Regions from separate parts of the Homo sapiens genome. Here region 1 is linked to region 2. A link is an interaction called in ENCODE POLR2A ChIA-PET data of the cell type or tissue named here. Cell type or tissue: Caco-2. All regions are shown on one strand. Links, peaks and the distances in the headings refer to the core of each region. The heading gives the core; the rest is flanking DNA. Region 1 overlaps NRP2 (neuropilin 2). Region 2 has its middle 100 kb from the start of INO80D-AS1.

Region 1 (5,379 bases), core at 149-5,148, 270 kb after region 2:
TCTGAGCCTGCAGCGATGCCTTTATCCGCAGCTCCTGTAGGGGGCCTCTCATTGAGTCTCTTTATTGATGACAGCATTCTGGAAAGAGGCAAATGTCTGATTTGGAAGAAGTGCCATGCAAATAAATGCGGATGGAGGAGTTGCAACTTTCTTCAGCACCAGACAGAAAATTCCAGTATCTCCTACCTATCCATCCATCACTTCCTACTTTCCACCTTGTGCTGTGCTTTGGCAGGGTAGGGACTAGGAACACACGAGGGCAAGGGCTAACCTTTGCATGGGTTCTGTGGAGGCTCTAAGCAGCGAATCTCAGAGGCTCTGCACCCCATCATTCATATGCATGGCAGCAGCAGGTCAGGCCGAGTTTTCAATGGGCAGCTAGTCCTGGAGGGATGAGCTGGGGCTGCCTCCCCCAGCTTTGTTTATGATTGGGCTTCGGACTCCTGAGGGCCTCCTCAATGGCCCGGGATGAGGCAATTCAGCAAAGCCAAGCCAGCTGGCGGGTCTTCAGGGGGCCAAGAGGAATTTTGAAAAGGTTAGAGTTTATGGCTGCTGTGCAGCATTCTTCATGCGGGCCACTCAGCTGAGCCTCACACATGGTTGTGAGGAAATTAACTCTCTATTCACTTCTTGCTTGAGAGCTAGAAAGAGCATCCTGACATGCCCTCTTAGAGCTTGCTCTATTGTCATTCCCTTAGAAGGCAAGGGGAATGTCCACCCCCCTGGGAGTGGGGAATTTTCTGGCGGAATCTTTCTTTGGTTCCTGTCATTGGTAGGGCACAAGTGCTTCCACGATGGACATCTAGTGAGTCTAAGAGAGGCTTGGAGAATGTGAAATTTGAAAGTATCCATAGTTCCCAGGGTCCTGAGCTCCTGCATTTGACTGAAAAGAAACTTCAACCTTAGGTACTTAAGGCAAAAAAAAAAAAAAAAAAAAAGAAAGAAAAAAGCATTTCTGATATATGGCTATAAATGGGTATATCCTTTGGCTTATTTTGAAGGCGGTGGAAAAACTTTTGTCCAGTTTTATCTATTTTTATGCAGAAAAATAAAACCTGTCTGTTAACATCATGCATTCATCTCTAATCGTACCATCTCACTGTTTGCAGCATCACAAAAGCAGCTGAATAGCAGATGCCAGGAAGAGATCTCAGAAAAGGAGGCAGAAGCTGGCTGGCTCTTGCAGACATCTGCCTTATCCAAGATCCTTTTCTGAGATGTGTTAGAAGGTTTAAAGGTTAAACGAAGAACTCAAGTCAACAAATACTCAAGCCCACTCAAGGCTAAGATTGTCTACAGAAGCTGGGGGATTTGGGTTGCAGCGAATGATTTCATAGGAAAAGACTCTGCTATGAAAAATGTCCACTCTGTTTTTCCGCTGTGAATTTTACAATAACTCTGCAAGTAGAAGAATCTATAGGTATCAAGACATTTAAAACACAGTGGATTTACCCAAAGCTGAGTTTGCCTTCCCCGCAGAAGGTGAATTCAGTTCCTGAATTCAGGAAGTGGAGGCAGTAGGCACTCCGAGTTTTCTCTACCTCTGTGAATGACCCCAAAAATGTCAGTTTCTGAAGTGTCACAGGCAAACAGGAAAGAAAACCTAATCTTGAACTTATGGTTAAAGGAGCTTCTGGAAAAAACCAAACACACACACACACACATTTTCCACTGATTTTGTTTTCAATGTGACATTTTACGTTTAAAAATTCCTTTTTTTTTTTTTTGTTTCTGTTCTGCTCATGGTATCTTGATTTGAGATCTTTTAAGTATGTAAGTTGTTCTGGCTTACCCTTTTAAATGTAGACAGTCTGGTAACATATAGAATCTTTTATACACCACTTCACTTAGGGCAGACATGAACCTTCCACGCCAGCCACATGCCCTGGTCTGCACTCACACTGTGGGTCCTACAGCAGAGCCTCACCAGGGTAATGTACCATCGAAGGCTTCTAGAGCCCTCTGTATGGCTATTTGCGTATCTGTGTTTACAGTTTCCCCCGCTTCTTCCTCTCTATGAATCCGACTAGCAAACATAGCTGTGTTTGTTTGGATTTCTTCAGCATGTCCACCCATTTCTTTCATGTTCTGTGGATGACGTAAACTTTGTATATTTTCTCTCCTGACTCCAACAATGGAAATGTGGGTATAGGACAAGGCACCTGCATGAATGCTCATTTTTCTAAACTTCTCTGTTTTGAATTTTGCTCCCTTGCACATTTCTGCACTTTATACAAGGTTGACTTTTTTTTTTTTTTGAGATGGAATTTCGCTCTTGTCGTCCAGGCTGGAGTGCAATGGCATGATCTCGGCTCACTGCCACCTCCTCCTTCTGGGTTCAAGTGATTCTCCTGCCTCAGCCTCCCAAGTAGCTGGGATTACAGGCACGTGCCACCATGCCCGGCTAAGTTTTGTATTTTCAGTAGAGACCAGGTTTCGCCATGTTGGCCAGGCTGGTGTCAAACTCCTGACCTCAGGTGATCCGCCTGCCACAACCTCCCAAAGTGCTGGGATTACAGGTGTGAGCCACTGCGCCCGGCATATATAAGACTGACTGTCATGCGGACAGTTGCTCTTCCAGCAGCAGGTGGGTATGACGGCAGGTACGAGTGGCCCTGAGAAGTCTATGGGCTCTCATCTGCTCTCTTACATTGCCAGGAGTGTGGCTGTTGTTGGCAGGGCTTTCTCTTACAATCTCTTCACTAGGCAACCCCAATCCTTAAAGCAGGCCACCCCATTTCTCCAAGCTGAAGCCACCTAGCTCCGTTGGCTGGCACCATTGTTTCTAGGCAGTTCACAGACTTGTTGCTTCATTTGAAATCCTGCTTCAGCATGTCCTCAAGACAGCGATATTGAATTATGATACCCTCTTACATGTTTTATCTTTTAATATCCTCCTTTCAAATTTGCATGATGGATAGAGTGAACATTGACTTTTCCTGTGGCTTTCTGGAGAATGTAGCATGATGCCTTGTGAAATACTAAGTTGGGTGGTGTGAGACCAAGGCTGAGTTTTCATGGCCCTGCTCACCCTTGTTCTGACTTCCCTTGGCCAGCTTCCTGGAAGATCTTGCTTGGAGCTGTTTTCCTTTCATGGCCAGCACAGTGCAGCCGAGTGGCAGCATTAGCACTAGGGACCTTGCTATTGAATAGATTCTCTGGAGCCCCTCGATTGCTAAGCCACTTGACTGCTCCCCCATTTTCATAACCACCACATGTCAATTGTACCTTTACTTTGCACTTATTCATTCTGCCTCATATCATAGTTTTCCTTTCAATTTACATACATACTCATCCAATAACATCACCTGCGAATCTGTTACGTGCAAAGGGTTTGCACACCTGCCTCTCCAACCCGAAGAGAGCAAGCATCCCCTTTTATTTCTTTCTCTTTTATTCTCCCCACTGCTCGGCAGCAGAGGATGCTCCACTGGTGCTGGTGGCATTGATCTGAATTTTGCACAAGACTCAGGGGAATATGGATCAAGCTATTCAGGGGCCTCACAACAGCTTGAGCCACTGGACACACAGATTGTCAGCCCCTGTGACCTCATCATAGTCAGGAGCATGAAAACCCAAGGCAGAGAAACCTTCTTGGGACCTGTGCCCTGCAGCAGCCTGGGCTGCCACTCTTGCATGACACAGTCCCCTTGCCCCACCCCTTCATTTGATTCCACGTTCTTGTTCTCGGGCAGACAAATCCGACAAATATTTAGACAGAGTGGATATAAAAAGTGCTTTCAGCAGCTACCACTTCCTTTCAAGAGCTGTTTAGTGAAAAAGAAAATATATATGAATAGTTCCCCTCACACTGAACTCAACAGGCGCCGGTCTTGGGCCTCTTGATGACAAGGCTGACAACCTCCCCTCGAACCAGACTCCATCCACGAGTTGTAAAACTTGGGCTGCTGGGGGGAGAGGGGAGACACACACATAGATGGAAGGGGAGCCTCTGAGGAAGGGAGTGGGTGGTGGGTGGGGAGGACTGGAGGACATGCTTCCCTTAGCCTCGAGATAACAAGCTCCACACATCACAGAAGAGGACACACCACTGGGAGAGCTTGAGTGTAGCTGATGAAGCGGGGTCTTGTGAATAAAAGTCTGCTGTATTTAGTTTTGGAAATGAGCACTGGCCCATATTCTCAGGCCCTAAAGTAATCTAAGGGGGACCTGATGGAAATCAAGCAGTCAACTTAAAGCAAGTGCAGTGCCCTCTGACTCTTTTTCTGCTATTTTTTGATTGCTTTTCAGGGAGTCAAGTTCATTGGCATTTAGAGAGTAGGGGTTCAATGGACAGAGGTGGTAACATGGACTGCCAAGGGGAATTTCTAGGAACCTTATTTTAATTTAAAAGCTATGGTGTGACCCCATTTGGGAGGTCATGGCAAGATCTTTAGAGACTCCAAACAATGAAAAGATTATGTCCTCAGCCCCATGTAGTTCCAAATAAAGACATCATTAGACCATGAAGTAATCGTGAGAAAGTCATCAGAGTTTTGCTTTTTCCCATGAAGATTATTTTGATTTTAAAAAACATACAAAAATCCAATTCTTTCAAGAAGTGTTTTTCTGTTTGTCTAATACCACAAACAATGGCTGTTTTGACCCCACCCCCACCCCCCCGCCCACAGCCCGCCCCCTTAAGCTGGTGGATAATCTGAGCTGGCTCTTCTTCTCATGATGTTTGTGGGTTCACCTTGAACCTCTCACCATGCTCAAGCTGGATGACACTGTCACCCTTACCCAGTGCCTCAGCCCACTGGGTGCTGTCCCTCCTTCTTCTCTAAGACGCCCATCTCCCGGCCCCTACGTGTGACCACACTGACCTGTCTTGAAGATCTCGTAGCGCAGAGAGAAGCCTGCCCCCTGCCGGGCGTAGTCGGAGGTGAACTTGATGTAGAGCATGGAGCCCGAGGAGATGATGGTGGGCGGGGCGATGTTCCCACAGTGTTTGCCCAGGAGGTCTGCGGATTCACTGTCCCCATCCCGAATCTCGATAAAGTCATACCTGGGTGGGGATGGCACAGACAAGAAAAGATCACTCGAAGGACATGAGAAGGACCACTGTGTCGCTCCCACTTATGTCTCTCTATTCATTTGCAGAAGTTAAGGTGTTTCAGATGGATAAGCGAAGGGCACTTATGTCTGCTTGTACAGACTGGCAAACAGAGATACTGCAGGTCGTTGTGCTTTGTGAAAGCCACAGAGTGAATAAACACATGGCTGGAAGGCCTTATCTCTTGCCCACGTAAGAGCAGGAGCATCGTTCTATCAAATATCACAAAACACATTTTTTTCTTCCTTCAATAGCACCATTTTTATTTCCATTATGCTCTCTCAGAATCTTAGTCTCTCCTTCTTAGCTCTGTGACATTGCAA
Region 2 (5,379 bases), core at 182-5,181:
TCAACATTATACCTGCTCTTTCCACTGACTGTCACTCCTTAACCCATTGCAGTTTAGCTTTCACCTTGTTATTTGCCTGCAACTATTCTTTCTGAGGCCATCCATGCCCTTTGATGTCATTCTATTTAGCCTCTCTTGAACCAGTCAAGACTGATAACATTGCATTGTTTCTTTTCTCCACTTTATTCCCATATGATGCTTTTTCTGGGCTCTTTGTCAGTTCCAATTCTTCATCATCACTCCTCAGCCTTCTCTTTTGTTCTTACTCTGTACATGAGCTCCCAGTTTAGGATCCTTCTATGCCCTGGCTTAAACATTGACCTCCCTGGAGATTAACTTGAAAATTGTACCTACTGCTCTGATTACTCTCAAACTTTGGCCTCACATCTCCTGCTCCTTCCTGAGGACTCCCACCTTGATATCCAGCCATCATTCTAAATTTAGCTTGTCTAAATCCAAAGTTAACATCTTTTCCTTTTTGACCAGCTCTCACTGTGAACTTTTGCCTTTATTCACTTGCTCTTTTAATTATTCATTCTTTGAACAAATATGAAGACTCCCAACTCACACCAGTATCCGTAGTCATCTTGATTTCTCCCAGTGTTGCAGGTTTTCCTCACTTGCTGACCAAACTCATGCAATCATTTCCTAACAGATAACCCTCCGGAGGTTGCAGTGAGCCGAGATCACACCACTGCACTCCAGCCTGGGAGACAGAGCAAGACCTTGTCTCAAAGAAAATAAAAATAATAAAAATAAAAATCCTTATTGCTGGAGATAATGGTTCAATGCATATAGCAGAACCTGGATAAATTGTTGCCCATTATGATGCTAGAAGACGCCAAATAATATATTTGATTTTTTTTTGAGTGAGGGAGAATAAGGAACCTTCAAATATATCTTGGTATTCAAAATTGGCAATTTTTTCTATAACTCCAATTTGTCACAGAATATGTTAGATTGTCAGCATTTCATTAATCCGTGTTCTGTCTCCCCTAAAAATTGTGTGCAGAAAAAAGTATGCACAGAATATTAATCATTAAGAACATGCATCTAGCGCCTTTTTTGTTTTATTTAATTTTTATATACAGATAGAATAGCAGTGCCAAAATTGTATTTGAATTTTGGTATCAAAAGTATAATGTGATGTCCTGCTTGTGGATATTACCTACATTTCCCTCTGAAAATGATAAGCTTGAAGCTCTGTTTACTTGTATTATTATCACTTGTTTCTCTTATCATACTCCTGTTTAATTAACAGGTTACTTGACAAAATAAATGTATTCCTGAAAAGTTGGCAGTAAATCTGATTTATATTAATTAGTCATATTTTCTTATTGACACAAATTACCAAATTAGAGATGCTTTTTTTGGAAAGTGTTTTGGTTGTGAGACTAAATTAAAACCTTGCTTTAAAATGCAATGGAATAATGAAGTATTAAAATCACATCTTCTTAAGTATCTGGATAAAACAATGCTTTAAAAAATAAATTACTAAGATTTTAGCAATTCTTGATGCCACTGAACTAGTCTGGTAAAAAAAAAAAGTGTTTTTTTAAAGGCATAATTTCAGCTTCAGAATAGTAGCATTCTCAGTAGAAGTTTCAGTTTTGCTTTGGAACAATTTCTAACTGGTGCAGTTTTGTTTTGGTAAAAGCGAAAACTTGCGTCGCAATTTAGAAGTGGGTAGTCCACTAGAAGCAGCCTTGGACCGTGAGGAAATGGTTGAGCTCAAGCTGTTTCTCCAAAGTAGAAGTGTAACCTCGGAAAATCATCTCACCTTTCTGGACCTTCGGTTCCTCATCTGTAAACTAAGAGAATTAGGCCAGATTAGTAGTTTCTTTTTTCTTTCTTTCTTTTTCTTTTTTTTTTTTTTTTTTGAGACAGTGTGTCCGTCCCTGTGTTGCCCAGGCTGGAGTGCAGTGGTAGGATCTCGGCTCACTACAACCTCCGCCTCCCGGGTTCAAGCGATTCTCCTGCCTCAGCCTCCTGAGTAGCTGGGATTACAGGCACGCATCGCCAGGCCCGGCTAATTTTTTTGTATTTTTAGTAGAGACGGAGTTTTGCCATGTTGGCCAGGCTGGTCTCGAACTCCTGACCTCAAGTGATCCACCCACCTCGGCCTTCCAAAGTGCTGGGATCATAGGCGTTAGCCACTGTGCCCGGCCCATGTGGTTTTTTTGCTGTTAAAGGAAATGATATATACAGTGGTCTATTTCCAAGACAAAGTGCCTTGAATCAGCTTAGGTCAGCAAACTACAGAAGAAACAGCATATACTAGGCCTCTGCTTGGATAGCCAACACCTGCTTGTCGGCCTCCCCCCTCCCCCTCCAACCCCCTTAGTTGCCTTTACCCGAACCAAAGTTTAGTCTAAGATGAAAGTTTACTAGTCTGCAAGATAGCTCGCTTTGTCTATTCTTATCAGCCTGCCCAGCTACTTAGGTCCTAAGTCAAATACCCGAAGAGCCCCTGAGCTAACTAGGATTGCAATGCATTGTGGGCTGCAAAAAAAAAAATGCAGCAAGACAACCCTAAAGAAACCATCTAAATCCCCTACCCAACAATCATAGGCGATGTCTGGGAAGATTGTGACCCCATCGTCCTCAGCCTATGAGGAACTGGGGAAGGGACCTGCGCACTAGGGGACAAATTGCTTGTTGAAACTGTGCTGGGTGTTCCCATTCATCAGACACCCAATCTTGCAAGACCATCATTAAAAGTCTCACTTTCACGGTTCTCCCGGTCTCTTGAGTCCATTCTTTGGGTGTGGACAGGTGAGTTTTTTTCTCACAATGTCAAGTAGCATTTCCAGATCCCTGTGTTAGGAATGGTCTAAAGTGTCCTGTTATGCTGTGTCCAATGGGCTTTCACTAGCCCTTTGCCCATGGTAGATTCCCGTCTTAATGAACCAATACTGCCCATGTGACCTCTTTCCCTTGTGGGGACTCAGCTTGCTAATCAGAGCCCTTTTGACTATTTTTACGGACGTCTGCATGTCACTCTTCCCTCTCTTTCATAATCTTTCCCAAGAGACTCTTTAATTCCACCATGGCCTAGGGTAATGACTCCACCATGATGTCCTCGTCATCTGTGCAAGTCTCCACATAGGCCACATAGGCAAAGCTTAACCGCAACTGATCTAAGTCTTGGAATAGTGCCCTGTGATTGTCCCAGAACATGAGGAGATGCCCTAAGGCCATTTCCCACTCACCTCCCCATCTTCCATGGAGGCCGTCATGGGACACTCTCATTGTTTCTTGGGTTCTGATTGAGGTATGAGGCCTTGTCTTTACCCTTAGGGAATAGCTGCAGGCTATAAAATTGCTTAGTTGCAGCATGCCACAGGCTTCTCAGCTAGAGTGTGCTATCATCCATGCTGTCATCTGGCCACTTTTGTTTCAGTGTTGCCTTATGGGACAAAGGACATGAGGAACTGGCCTCTTTGTTTTTTGTTTTTGGGGTTGCTGTTGTTGTTTGATGTCTAAGCAATAAACTAAGTTCAACAGGGTATAAGTCTTGTTGTTTCTCTACTGGACAAATCTGCCAGCCTTGCTGGACACATGGCAGTTATCAGTGGACATGTTATATCTGTCCCTGCCACTCTTCCAATTTTTTTCCAAGTATGCTGCAGAAAAATTTTAAAAGTACTAACATGCTATGAAACAAATTAGATCGGAGAGTACTTTCCCAGATTGTATTTTAAAGGCATCTTCTCAGCTGTGGCCATTCCTCATTATTGGAAGCAACTTACTCATCCTTTCTGAAAAGTGTTTCCTCTGGAGCAAACTTGTAACCCAGTCACTGGTTGGTGTCACGAAAATGTTTGGAGTAGTTTCAGTACCATTAAGAATGTTTGGGGCCGGGCGCGGTGGCTCACGCCTGTAATCCCAGCACTTCGGGAGGCCGAGGTGGGCGGATCAGGAGGTCAGGAGATCGAGACCATCCTGGCTAACATGGTGAAACCCCGTCTATATTAAAAATACAAAAACAATTAGCTGGGCGTGGTGGTGGGTGCCTGTAGTCCCAGCTACTCAGGAGGCTGAGGCAGGAGAATGGCATGAACCAGGGAGGCGGAGCTCGCAGTGAGCTGAGATTGCGCCACTGCACTCCAGCCTGGGCAACAGAGCGAGACTCCATCTCAAAAAAAAAAAAAAAAAGAATGTTGTGGAATAATGACCTTGGAGCCTAAGTTCATCAGTTATTCAAGGACTAATTATCTGTTCTGTTTATTACCCTAGCTTCTCTGCTCTCCTAACTACTCCACTGACTGCTTGTCTTACAGACATTTTATGCTGTATAAGCACATGTGAGTAGGGGAAATAAGGAACTTCAGTCAGTACTGATGCTTCAAAAGTTGTAATTGAATAATTTAGGGGTAGGAGGCTTTTTATTTAAAAGATCTTTTTTTTTCTTTTTTTTTTTTTTTACATCCCCACCCCCTGGGAGGCTTTTTAAGGAACTAGTGGGATTTAGTTATTCTAGTAGTCCTAACGTTGCCTCGGTATTAATAAACAGTGCACAATATTCTTAAACGTTTATCTCTATTTGAAGTGTGGAATATCAGAGCTGGAAGGTTAATTTAGACTAACTCCCGTAATGCAAGAACCATCCTTCACGTGTGAAGTTTTCTAATTTTTTTTTTTTTTTTAGATGGAGTCTCACTCTGACACCCAGGCCAGAGTGCAGTGGTGTGATCTCGGCTCACTGCAACCTCCACCACCCGGGTTCAAGCGATTCTCCTGCCTCAGCCTCCTGAGTAGCTGGGACTACAGGCTACTAGTCCCAGTGCCACCACACCCGGCTAATTTTTGTATTTTTAGTAGAGACAGGGTTTCACCATATTAGCCAGGCTGGTCTCGAACTCCAGACCTTGTGATCCGCCTGCCTTGGACTCCCAAAGTGCTGGAATTACAGGCATGAGCCACTGCACCTGGCTAAGTCTTCTATCTTTACTCCCTCTCAAGTAGCCCATCCCATTACTGGATATCTCTATTAAGAACATATTATACTTAGATGAAATCTAGAAATTCCAGCCATTGGTGTGTATTCTGCATTTGGGGGTCACATATCGAGTATTACTTTTCTTCCCCACAATAAAGATCTGGGTTCTGCCATAGACTTGTTTAACAAATGTTTTAACTTCTCCGGCCTTCCATTTCTTTCTCTGTGAAAGAAAGAAGTTGAATAATAGTATTTAAAGTATCTTGTAGGTTTTTTTTTTTTTTTTTTTTTTGAGATGGAGTTTCACTGTTGTCGCCCAGGCTGGAGTGCAATGATGTGATCTTGGCTCACTGCAACCTCCACCTCCTGGGTTCAAGCGATTCTACTGCCTCAGCCTCCTGAGTAGCTGGGATTACAGGTGTGTGCCACCACACTTG

The links. Peaks named below come from ENCODE experiments on the same cell type or tissue, not always from the same donor. Only the 100,000 strongest peaks of a DNase experiment are listed, where the experiment ranks them.
Region 1: POLR2A ChIA-PET joins it to region 2 with 7 read pairs; 2 of 35 experiments call an interaction of 5 or more read pairs at or near these places.

Annotation. Positions count from the first base shown.
Region 1 is chr2:205,715,822-205,721,200 of GRCh38, reverse strand. NRP2 (neuropilin 2) reads right to left here. Exons shown (of 17, transcript NM_003872.3): 3 at 4,827-5,008. Among named protein-coding and RNA genes, the nearest start is that of NRP2, 36 kb to the right of the region's middle. RefSeq lists enhancers at 1-392, 393-958. In Caco-2, for the core only: no CTCF peak of the experiment used is centred there; no DNase peak of the experiment used is centred there.
Region 2 is chr2:205,980,866-205,986,244 of GRCh38, reverse strand. No RefSeq gene overlaps it. Among named protein-coding and RNA genes, the nearest start is that of INO80D-AS1, 100 kb to the left of the region's middle. In Caco-2, for the core only: no CTCF peak of the experiment used is centred there; a DNase peak (open chromatin) is centred at 2,324.